Regions from separate parts of the Mus musculus genome. Here region 1 is linked to region 2. Evidence: chromatin contacts called from ENCODE Hi-C or POLR2A ChIA-PET data. All regions are on one chromosome and are shown on one strand. The core of a region is the stretch at or near the end of the contact, and the rest is flanking DNA. Distances in the headings are between cores, read along the strand shown. Region 1 holds the start of Rbbp4 (retinoblastoma binding protein 4, chromatin remodeling factor). Region 2 overlaps Sync (syncoilin).

What was found. Hi-C counts contacts between places; a loop is a spot of excess contacts on that map. ChIA-PET counts read pairs that join two places held with the same protein, here RNA polymerase II (POLR2A).
Region 1: a map of gastrocnemius shows a loop between it and region 2 (2.2-fold over the local background). The contact joins the promoter of Rbbp4 here to the enhancer-like site in region 2. A Hi-C loop is called at or near these places in 1 of 37 maps with a recorded cell type or tissue (gastrocnemius). POLR2A ChIA-PET finds 5 or more read pairs at or near these places in 3 of 5 experiments (Patski and embryonic stem cell).

What each region holds. Positions count from the first base shown.
Region 1 is chr4:129,333,738-129,338,568 of GRCm38, reverse strand. It overlaps Rbbp4 (retinoblastoma binding protein 4, chromatin remodeling factor), which reads left to right and starts at 3,199. Exons shown (of 12, transcript NM_009030.3): 1 at 3,199-3,351; 2 at 3,925-4,072. The coding sequence starts at 3,336. It overlaps Zbtb8os (zinc finger and BTB domain containing 8 opposite strand), which reads right to left and starts at 2,601. Exons shown (of 7, transcript NM_025970.4): 1 at 2,430-2,601. The coding sequence starts at 2,526.
Region 2 is chr4:129,291,203-129,295,600 of GRCm38, reverse strand. Sync (syncoilin) reads right to left here. Exons shown (of 5, transcript NM_023485.3): 2 at 1,225-2,374. Among named protein-coding and RNA genes, the nearest start is that of Sync, 5.8 kb to the right of the region's middle. Within about 2 kb of position 1,825, at least 1 of the 3 ENCODE cell types and tissues checked has a DNase peak (open chromatin) inside an H3K27ac peak, as active enhancers do.

The DNA of each region.
Region 1 (4,831 bases), core at 1,950-4,449, 42 kb before region 2:
GATTAAGCATGTGTGCCACAGCAACCAGCAATTCTCCCCACTAGCAGGTATTCTCAGAGGTCACTTAACAGAAGCCCTGAATGCTGCTTGGGGATGTGGCTCAGTGATAGAGTACTTGCCTAATGTGTGCTATGTTCTTGATGTTATAGTGAGCATGAAACACAAAGTAAAGCAAAGAGATGAAAGAAGGGAGGGAGGGAGGGAGAGAGAGAGGCCTGGAGTCCATAGAGAACAGTAAAGCTGGTAGACCTGGTAGTGCAACTAAGGTTTTCAGTAGACTTAGACAGGGGGACCACAAGTTTGAGGCCAATCTGATATATGTATTGAGCTCACGTGTTGAGGTACATAGAACGCCATGCTTAAAAATACCACAAACCCCAATGAAACTAATTTTAAAAGGAGGAGGGAGCTAGGAATGGAGGTCACTGGCAGAGTGTTTTCCCTGCTACAACAAAATAAATAACTGATATAAGCATTATTATAAATCTGCAGAACTCTTAGTATAATGCCTGCATCAAAACACTGTAGTTAAGCAAACTCTAGCATGGCTTCTAATAGCATCGGGCCACATCTTTAGGAGAGAGCAGAAGCCTTCATTAAAATGCTTGCCTGAGGAAAGCCTGATGAAGGCTGTAGAATTCTCTCTTTGTTCTAGCCAATGCTTGATAAGAGGCTCTGAATCTCCCTATTTTACAGCAAGTACCAAAAAGCCTTAAAACTGTGACTCTGTATCCCTTCCAGATCTGAACAATCTTCCCTAAAGACCTGTTCTTTGAAATGTTATCATCCCCACAACCCGGGCCTCTTGTCTCTAGTCTGTGGGAGGCCAGGACTCAAGCTTCTAAAAGTGGCAGGGAGCAGGCATAAGTGGCCTTGGCCAGTGACTACAGTGACTAGCCCTTTGTACTCTGTCCCTCCCCTGACTGTAGGAGCCCTTGCTCTGTCCCCCCTCATTCTCCATGTAGAACAGTCTCTATGTGAACTGGAATGACTCTCAGCTCTTACGGCGCCTGTACTTAACCATACTCACTTCGACTTGTGTCTACCTGTGTGACCTTTGACTGGGATAAATGAGCTACACATAAAGGAACCAAGAGCATGAGTCCACTTATGTGAATCTCTAACACAGAAAACTCTACTCCAGAAATCCAAACTATAACAATGGTGGCTTCAGGGATAGGAGGCTGGAAAGGAACTGAGGAAGCTTTCTAAGATGGCAGAACTGGTCTATCTGGAAACTAGGGCTGCTTACACCGGGAGATCTGTTTAGCAACAATAATAATCTGGGCCAGGTGTGGTGGACCATGTCTGTGATTCCAGCACCAGGGAATCACCTAGTGAGTTCCAGGTCAGTGAGGGTTAGAGTGAAATCCTGTCACACACACAAAAAGGAAAGTACTTAACACTTTACTGGGGCATAGGTAAATTATACTCAATTCTTTCAACTTTTTAAAAAAGATGATACATTGCTATATAGGGTGGTTCTCAAATTTTTTAATCTCAGGAACCCTATACTCAAAGACTACTGTAGGGCAGAAGCCATTATAGCTCAGGGGTAGACTACTAGTCTAGGATGTCCATTAAAGACATAAGAAATTTCTTTATTTCTGAGACAGGGCCTTACTCTGTAGCTCTAGCTGTCCTGGAACTCACTATGCAGACCAGGCTGGCCTCGAACTTAGAAATCCGCCTGCCTCTGCCTCCCAAGTGCTGGGATTAAAGGCGTGCGCCACCACTACCCGGCTAAATTTTTTTTTTAAATATTTATTTATTTATTATATGTAAATACACTGTAGCTGTCCTCAGACACTCCAGAAGAGGGAGTCAGATCTTGTTGTGAGCCACCATGTGGTTGCTGGGATTTGAACTCCTGACCTTCGGAAGAGCAGTCGGGTGCTCTTACCCACTGAGTCATCTCACCAGCCCCCGGCTAAATTTTTATCTTTCAAAAAAATTTAACGTGATGCAAAAGTTGCAGTACGTAATAAGATCCAATCTTGGGCTGTGGACACACACGTACGCACGCACGCACGCACAGAAAAAGGTATGTCTTGATTACTCTAACCTGGTCACACTATTCCCTACTGGGAGAAACTCGAGGACAACCCAGAAATCACTTAAAAATACAACTAATGCACAAGTATAATTTACAATGATAAATGTTGGACCAGCGCCACACCATTTAACTCTATCCCCAAAGGTAAGTGTGATTCAGGCACACATGGACTTTTAGAATGGATGGGGGCAGGGGATACGGCCTCGGGTTTCTTCATTCTCTAGTAAGGTGATCTTTTTCTTCACTTTCCCCCTAAATTGGGTCCAAAGAGGGGCACACTGTGATCACGCCAGAGCACCTTTAGGGCAAAGAAGTGGGCGAAGCAGGAAGCCGCAGGTTGTCCGAATGCAAGAGATGTGGGCCACCTACTCACATTCATATTTTCGATTGACTGGAGGATACTTGTCCTTGGTCGCCTTCTGTTCCTCCGTCAAATTGTAATCTCTAACATCTTCCTCCTCTTGAGCCATGATTGCGGAGTTGGTACTCTTACTTCCGCCCTTCATCAGCCAGACTTCGGCCCCGCGCCATAACTTCCGCTCTACACCCCACCCCCTTGGCAGCGGGTCTAAAAGGACCAGGACTCCATTCTGCAAGCTCGCGGAAGGATATACCCGCTTGCGGCTGCCGGGCTGCCGGGCTGCCAGGCTCGGTCCTGCCGCTTTTATAACATGTTTTAGAGACCAGCATCTTATTTCCTGCACTCATCACTATTAGTACCGAGGGAGTCAGTTAAAAGACGCCACCTTGAATTAGGCACCTGTAAGTCTAAACGGTGATGCGTTTTCTCCTCGTCTGGCCCTCCGAGTTGCTAACCAGACCCGGAAACACTTCCAAATTCTTTCGCTACCCTGAGGGAGTTGTCAGCATAACGGCCTGCTAAGAAGATGGCTGCGCATGAGCGTGTAGGGTGTATGTCACGTGATCTGCACGGGCCTCATCCCGGCAGGCGGGGCGCGCGCGCAATCCGTGGAAGTCTCCGGACTGTGGTGGGGGGTGGGGGAGAGAGAAGGGGCGGAGCGCGCGCGCCTCGGGACTCTGGAGAAAACGACTCTCGAGCGTCTCCATAGGCCGCGAGGCGGATGCTCCGCCCACCCCTCAGACCCGCGCTTTCTCATTGGTCGGTGTTGGCGCGAAGGCACGCGAGCCGGCCCCCTACGCACGGGCCGCAGGAAACAATAGAGGCCGCGCGCGCGGAGTGGAGCGCTCGTAGCCTCCCCGCCCCTCCTGCAACGCACGACCCCGGGATCCCCCAACCCCTCCCGGCTCTCCTGCCGCCATGGCTGACAAGGAAGGTGAGTGTGCCGAGGCCGGCTCGGAAGGGACGGTGCTGGCTTGTAGGGCTGTGTCGTGGCCTGTTACGCGGCCTGAGACGGAGAGCAGGCCCGACTCTGGCGAGCCTCGTCCCAGCGACGCCGGCCTGAGGACTGAGCTCCCCGGCGGGGCGGGCTAACGGCGCAGCAGCTCCTCCGGAGCGGATGCGAGGCGACGCCAGGTCTCCGGCCTAGGCGACTACGAGGCTCCCTGCCGGTCCCTCTGCCTGCCGAGACTCGGGGCGCCGCTCTCCATCCCCAGGCTCGATGCGCAGGTCTCCTCCCCGGGTTTGGCGGACTTGGCGCGCGCCACCGTGCTTCGTTCGGGGTTGGACACCATCGGCCCCCGAAGGAGTAACGGAGTGTCCGGCTGGGGTGGCCCCAGGACTTCCGGCCCGCCGCGGCCGAGAGTGGCGTTGGTGCCCGCGACCTGGGAGATTAAGATGAATCTCCATTTCGTTGTCAAAATCCGGGCGCTACGCCGGTGGCTTGGAGAGGTTTGTGCCCTTTCCGTTTACGTTCGCTAACTTGATTTGTCTTTTAAAAACATTTTAGCGGCCTTTGACGACGCAGTGGAAGAACGGGTGATCAACGAGGAGTACAAAATATGGAAGAAGAACACCCCTTTTCTTTATGATTTGGTGATGACCCATGCCCTGGAGTGGCCCAGCTTAACTGCCCAGTGGCTTCCAGATGTGACCAGGTGACGCGAATCTTGAATATTTTTGATAGTTCATATATTTTAATTTTTTTGCCCTCCAGTCACTCAGGGGGGACATTATCAGAGCTTATGAGTACTATTTATTTTCCTCGACTAGAAATAATGTCAAAAACAGAAGATCATTTTGTAATTTACCCTGCAAAGAAAACATGCTCTGTTGTTGTGTTGTTGTTTGATTTTTTTTTTTCTTTTTCTTTTACTTTTTTTTTTTAAGTCATCTCTATTTGTATGAATACACTGAAGCCAGAAGAGGGCATTGGGTCCCATTACAGATTGTTGTGAGCCACCATGTGGTTGCTGGGATTTGAACTCAGGACCTTGGGAAGAGCAGTCAATGCTCTTAGCCGCTGAGCCAGCTCTCCAGCCCTGTTTTTGTTTTTTCCCTCAGCATGGAGTTGAATAGCCATTCTTAAGACTGGAGTTGGCCATGTAATATAAAACTTGACCGTTTTCAAAAGTTATTCTGGGTCCAGTTTATTCAACAAAACATTTGATTTCTCAAGTCATTTATAAGGTTAATAAATAGCAAGATAAATCTGGGGTCTGCCTAACTGAAGTGGGGGCGAGTGTTTTCAGCAGTAGTGTGAGGTTTTAGAGCTTGGTGGGAGGTGGGGCAGAAGGGTTGTAATGTTTAGTGATTGAGACCTACTGATGGGGACTTTGATCCTCAGCACAGAAAGGGGGGGGGGCTGGGACCCTACAGCGAATTGCATACACAAAATGAAGGGGAAAGTCTGTCAG
Region 2 (4,398 bases), core at 576-3,075:
AGCTACTGGGTGAGTTCAAGACTAGGCTAGACAACTTAGACCCTGTCTCAAGTCTAAAGAGGACTATGAGTAAAGCTATTTATTGTTTGACTAGCCTGTGTGAAGCCCTGGGCTCAACCCCCAGAGTCCCTACACCTCAACAAACTGCACTAATGCACACACACACACACACACACACACACACACACACACACACACACACGACTGTGTAAACCAACAGTCAACATAACTGGCAAGAGGCTGGGGTAGATAAGATAAGAGCTGGGCTCAGCAGATAAGAGCACTTGCTGTTCTCGCAGAAGACCCCAGCACCAGCACTCTCATGGTAGCTCACAGTCACCTCTAACCCCAGATTCAAAGCATTCAATGCCCTTTTCTGGCTTTCTTGGGCACTGCATGCACACAGGTACACAAACATACACGTAAGCAAAAGACCCATATGCATAAAGCAAAAATAAAATTTTAAATTAAAGAAAGGCTGGCCAGGAGTGGTGGCACACTCCTTTAATCTCAGCACTTGGGAGGCAGAAGCAGGTGGATCTCTGAGTTCGAGGCCAGCCTGGTCTACAGAGTGAGTTCCAGGACAGCCAGGGCTACCTACACAGAGAAACCCTGTCTCGAAAAAACAAACAAACAAAAAAACAAAAACAAAACAAAAAATCCTAATCCTAACCCTACCCTAACTAAAGGAAAAAAAGAATGAGTTGGGGGGTGGGGGGTAGACTAGGAGGAATGGAGAGAATGGGAGGCTGTGGTATGGATATAGTATATGAAATAATTAATAATAATAATAATAGAATTAATAATGATAATAATAATAGAATGAATGGGCCCAAAGAACAGGTTTTTCTGTAGTACTGGATGGTAAGTAACCCCTAGCCCCAAAGACATTATTAGACCTATCTGGGTGTGGTATGCCCCACCTCTAGTCCCAACACTCAGGAAACAGAGGCAGGTGGATCTGGAAGTCTGAGTTCAGCCTGGTCTACAGAGTGAGTTCCAGGACAGCCAGGGCTACACAGAGAGACCCTGTCTCAGAAGGAGAAAAGAAGGACATCAGACTTCCCTTGAGCTAAAATATGTCCCTTCAGCTGGGTGTGGTGGCACACACCTATGGTCCCAGCACTCAGAGGGCTGAGGCAGGAAGGTCTCAAGTTTCTCAAGGTCTCCAGGCCAACCTGAACTACATAATAAAACTTGTCTGTTGCACAGCCAAGGGCCTACCCTGTACTGTTGAACCTCTTCATCGCGTTTTTGCCTCACGAGCGTGATCTGGTCCTCCAGGTTCCTGTTCTGAAGTTGGAGCTGCCGGGCCTCTGCTTCCAGGGGTCGCAGAGCCTCCCTCATCTCCTGGATCTCCGCCTGGGTGTCCTGTAGAGCTTTGGTCCCGGCCTCTTTCCTTTCCAGGAGCCGGAGCAGCTGAGGCTCATACTCCTCCTCCAGGCCCTGGCGGCTCTCGGCCATGAGATTTTCAAACTGTGTCGACAGCCGTCGGCTCTCCTGGAGAAAGTGCCCATCGCTCTGGGTCGGGGGTGCTTCTAGTTGTTGCTGTAACTGCTCCTTCTGCTTCTGACAGGCATCTCGGAGCTGGGTCAGTTCTTCCGAGAGCTGGGCTGCCCGAGTGGTCAGCGCTTCCCTGCAGTCGGCAAACTGAGCCACATCCTGCTGACGGCACTCCAGCTGGTATTGGTAAGCCACGCATTCCTTGGTCACCTTGAACAGCTTCTGCTTCACCGTCCGGATCTCCTCCCTGAGCCCGTCCCTCTCCAGCTCTGCCTGTGCGTGGAGCTTGTAGGCAGCCAGGATGTCCTGGTGGACTTGCTGCACCTCCTGCAGGGCTGGCTCCCGGAGTAGCACGAGCTCGTGGATTAGCTGGTCCCTCTCCTCTTCCAGCTGGGACACGGCTTGTACACACTGCTGGAAACGAGCTTCCAGCCGCTCCAGGTCCTCCACGCTGAGGGGATCCTCCTCGGTGTTGGGAATCGGTTGAGCAGGCAGGCTTCCCTCCGTGGCCACCATTTCTCCCTCACAAGCAGTTGGGCTCTTAGCTGGCTCCACAGGCTGCTCTGAAATTTGCACCTCATCTGGCGTCACGGATTCCTCCACAGACAGCATCTCCTCTGGGCGCACGGGCTCTTCTAGGCCCAGCGCCTCGTCTGGCTGCCTCGATTCGTCGATAAACAGTGTCAGTGCTGGCTTCTCATATTCTTCCTCATAAAAACTCTCTTCAAAGTCCCCCGATGCCCCCAGATAGAGAATGTCCTCTAGGTTCACAGTCCCCTCCAAAGACAGAGTGGCCTCTGGGTTAAAGGTCTTGGCCTCCTTCGGGGATTCTGACTCCTGAAGAGGAAAACTCGCCTCGGTGTGTGGTTCCCTGCAAGAGAGATGATGGCCGTGAAAGAGCAGCCTGTGCTCCACTGAGTGTCAACAGGGCCTCTGTCTCACGGTTAGCTGCAGCAGGTTCTCTTAGCTACTTATGGGGAATTGAATATGCTTGGCCCTTGGGGCATTATTAATTAGAGGGTGTGGCCTTATTGGAGGAGGTGTGGCCATGTTAAAGGAAGTGTGTGTAGGGGTGGGTTTTGAGCTATGTAGAAGAGGAAGAGACCCGCCATCTGCCCCACCTCGAATCAAAAAGGAGAACTCTCAGCTCTTCCAGCACCCTGCCTGCCTGGATGCTGCCGTGCTTCCCGCCATGATGATAAATGGACTGAACCTCTGAAACTGTAAGCCAGCCCTGGTTAAACGTATTCCTTTATGAGAGTTGCCATGGTTCACAGCAATGAAACCCTAAGGCACTACTCCCCTCCCCAGTCTGCCTCTTCCACACACTGCCCACCATTCGAATTCCCTGACACCACAGCATCACTGGCTAGTCTCTGCTTACATCACTTCATGGAGAGGACGCTATTCTCAGACACAGCTGGGTGTTCCACAGTTCTACACATGTTCAGGGGCAATTGGGACCACATAGAGAGACTGTGCCCGTAAAACAAGGAAAGACAACCGTGCTGGTGCCTGCCTGTAATCCCAACAGGCTGAGGGAGGGGGGTCAGAAATGCAAGGCCAGCCTCAGCTACTTAGTGAGCTGAAGGCCAACCTGGTTTTGTGAGAATCTGCCACTCCCTGACAAAATAGGGGGGATTCAGTGAGTGGCTCAGCAGATAAGGGCACTTGCCACCAAATCTGATAAACTGAGTTCAATCCCTGGCTTCCAAATGGAGAGAACTGATTTCTACAGGTTGTCCCAGAAACACACACACACAATAAATGAGTAGGCATTAAAGTGGCAGGGTTGAGACTGGAGAGGTGACTTAGTGGTAAAAAAGCACTGGCTGCCCCTGCAAAGGACCAGAGTTCGGGTCCCAGCACAACCACCTGCAACTCTGTCTTCTAACTCCAGGCATCCCTCCCTGCATACATGCAAAAAACAAATTTAAAAAATTAAATCTAGTTTGAGGCCAGCCTGGTCTACAGAGTGAGTTCCAGGACAGCCAGGGCTATAGAGGGAAACTCTGTCTGAAAAGAACAAACAAACAGGGCTGGAGAGATGGCTCAGTGGTTAAGAGCACCGACTGCTCTTCCAGAGGTTCTGAGTTCAAATCCCAGCAACCACATGGTGGCTCACAACCACCCGTAATGAGATATGACACCCTTTTCTGGTGCATCTGAAGACAGCTACAGTGTACTTAGATATAATAATAAATAAACCTTTAAATAAATAAAATCTAAAAGCAAACAAAACCAACCAACCAAAAACCGCAAAGGGAGGAGAAGACGGTTCAGTAAAGTACCTGCTTTCCACACACAAACACGAGAGCCTGAGTGTGGGCCCCCACAGCCCTGGGGTAACACCTGTAAGCCTGGCACTGAATGGCAGTGGCAGGAGAACCTGTAGCTTAACTGGTGAACTCCAGACCCAGCGAGGGATCCTATGAAAAACCGTTGAGGACATACAAAATTGACCTCTGGCCTCTACACACGCGCACACATTGTGCAAACACACAAACACACACAGGTAATAGCTGAGGCCGCAGCTCAGTGGGTAGAGTGCTCATGGAACATGTCGGAGGTCTTGGCCTTGATCCCTAGCACCACATAAAACCTGCTGTGGTAGATAGTACGCGCCTATTCCTGTAACCTCAACACTCAGGAGGTAGAGGCAGGAGAATCAGAGGTTCCGGGTCATTCTCACCAGCAGAGAGAGTTCAGAATCAGTCTGTATGTGTACAGAATCATATGTGTGTGCACACATACAATCTATGCGTATGGACTCCAAACACTAATGTTGCGAATCTTGCTGAATAGCTTTTCTCCATCATTCACATTCAGATGAAGATAATCAAAATCTACATCCTCTCTGATGCATGCCTTTAATCCCATGCAGAAGCAAGGGGG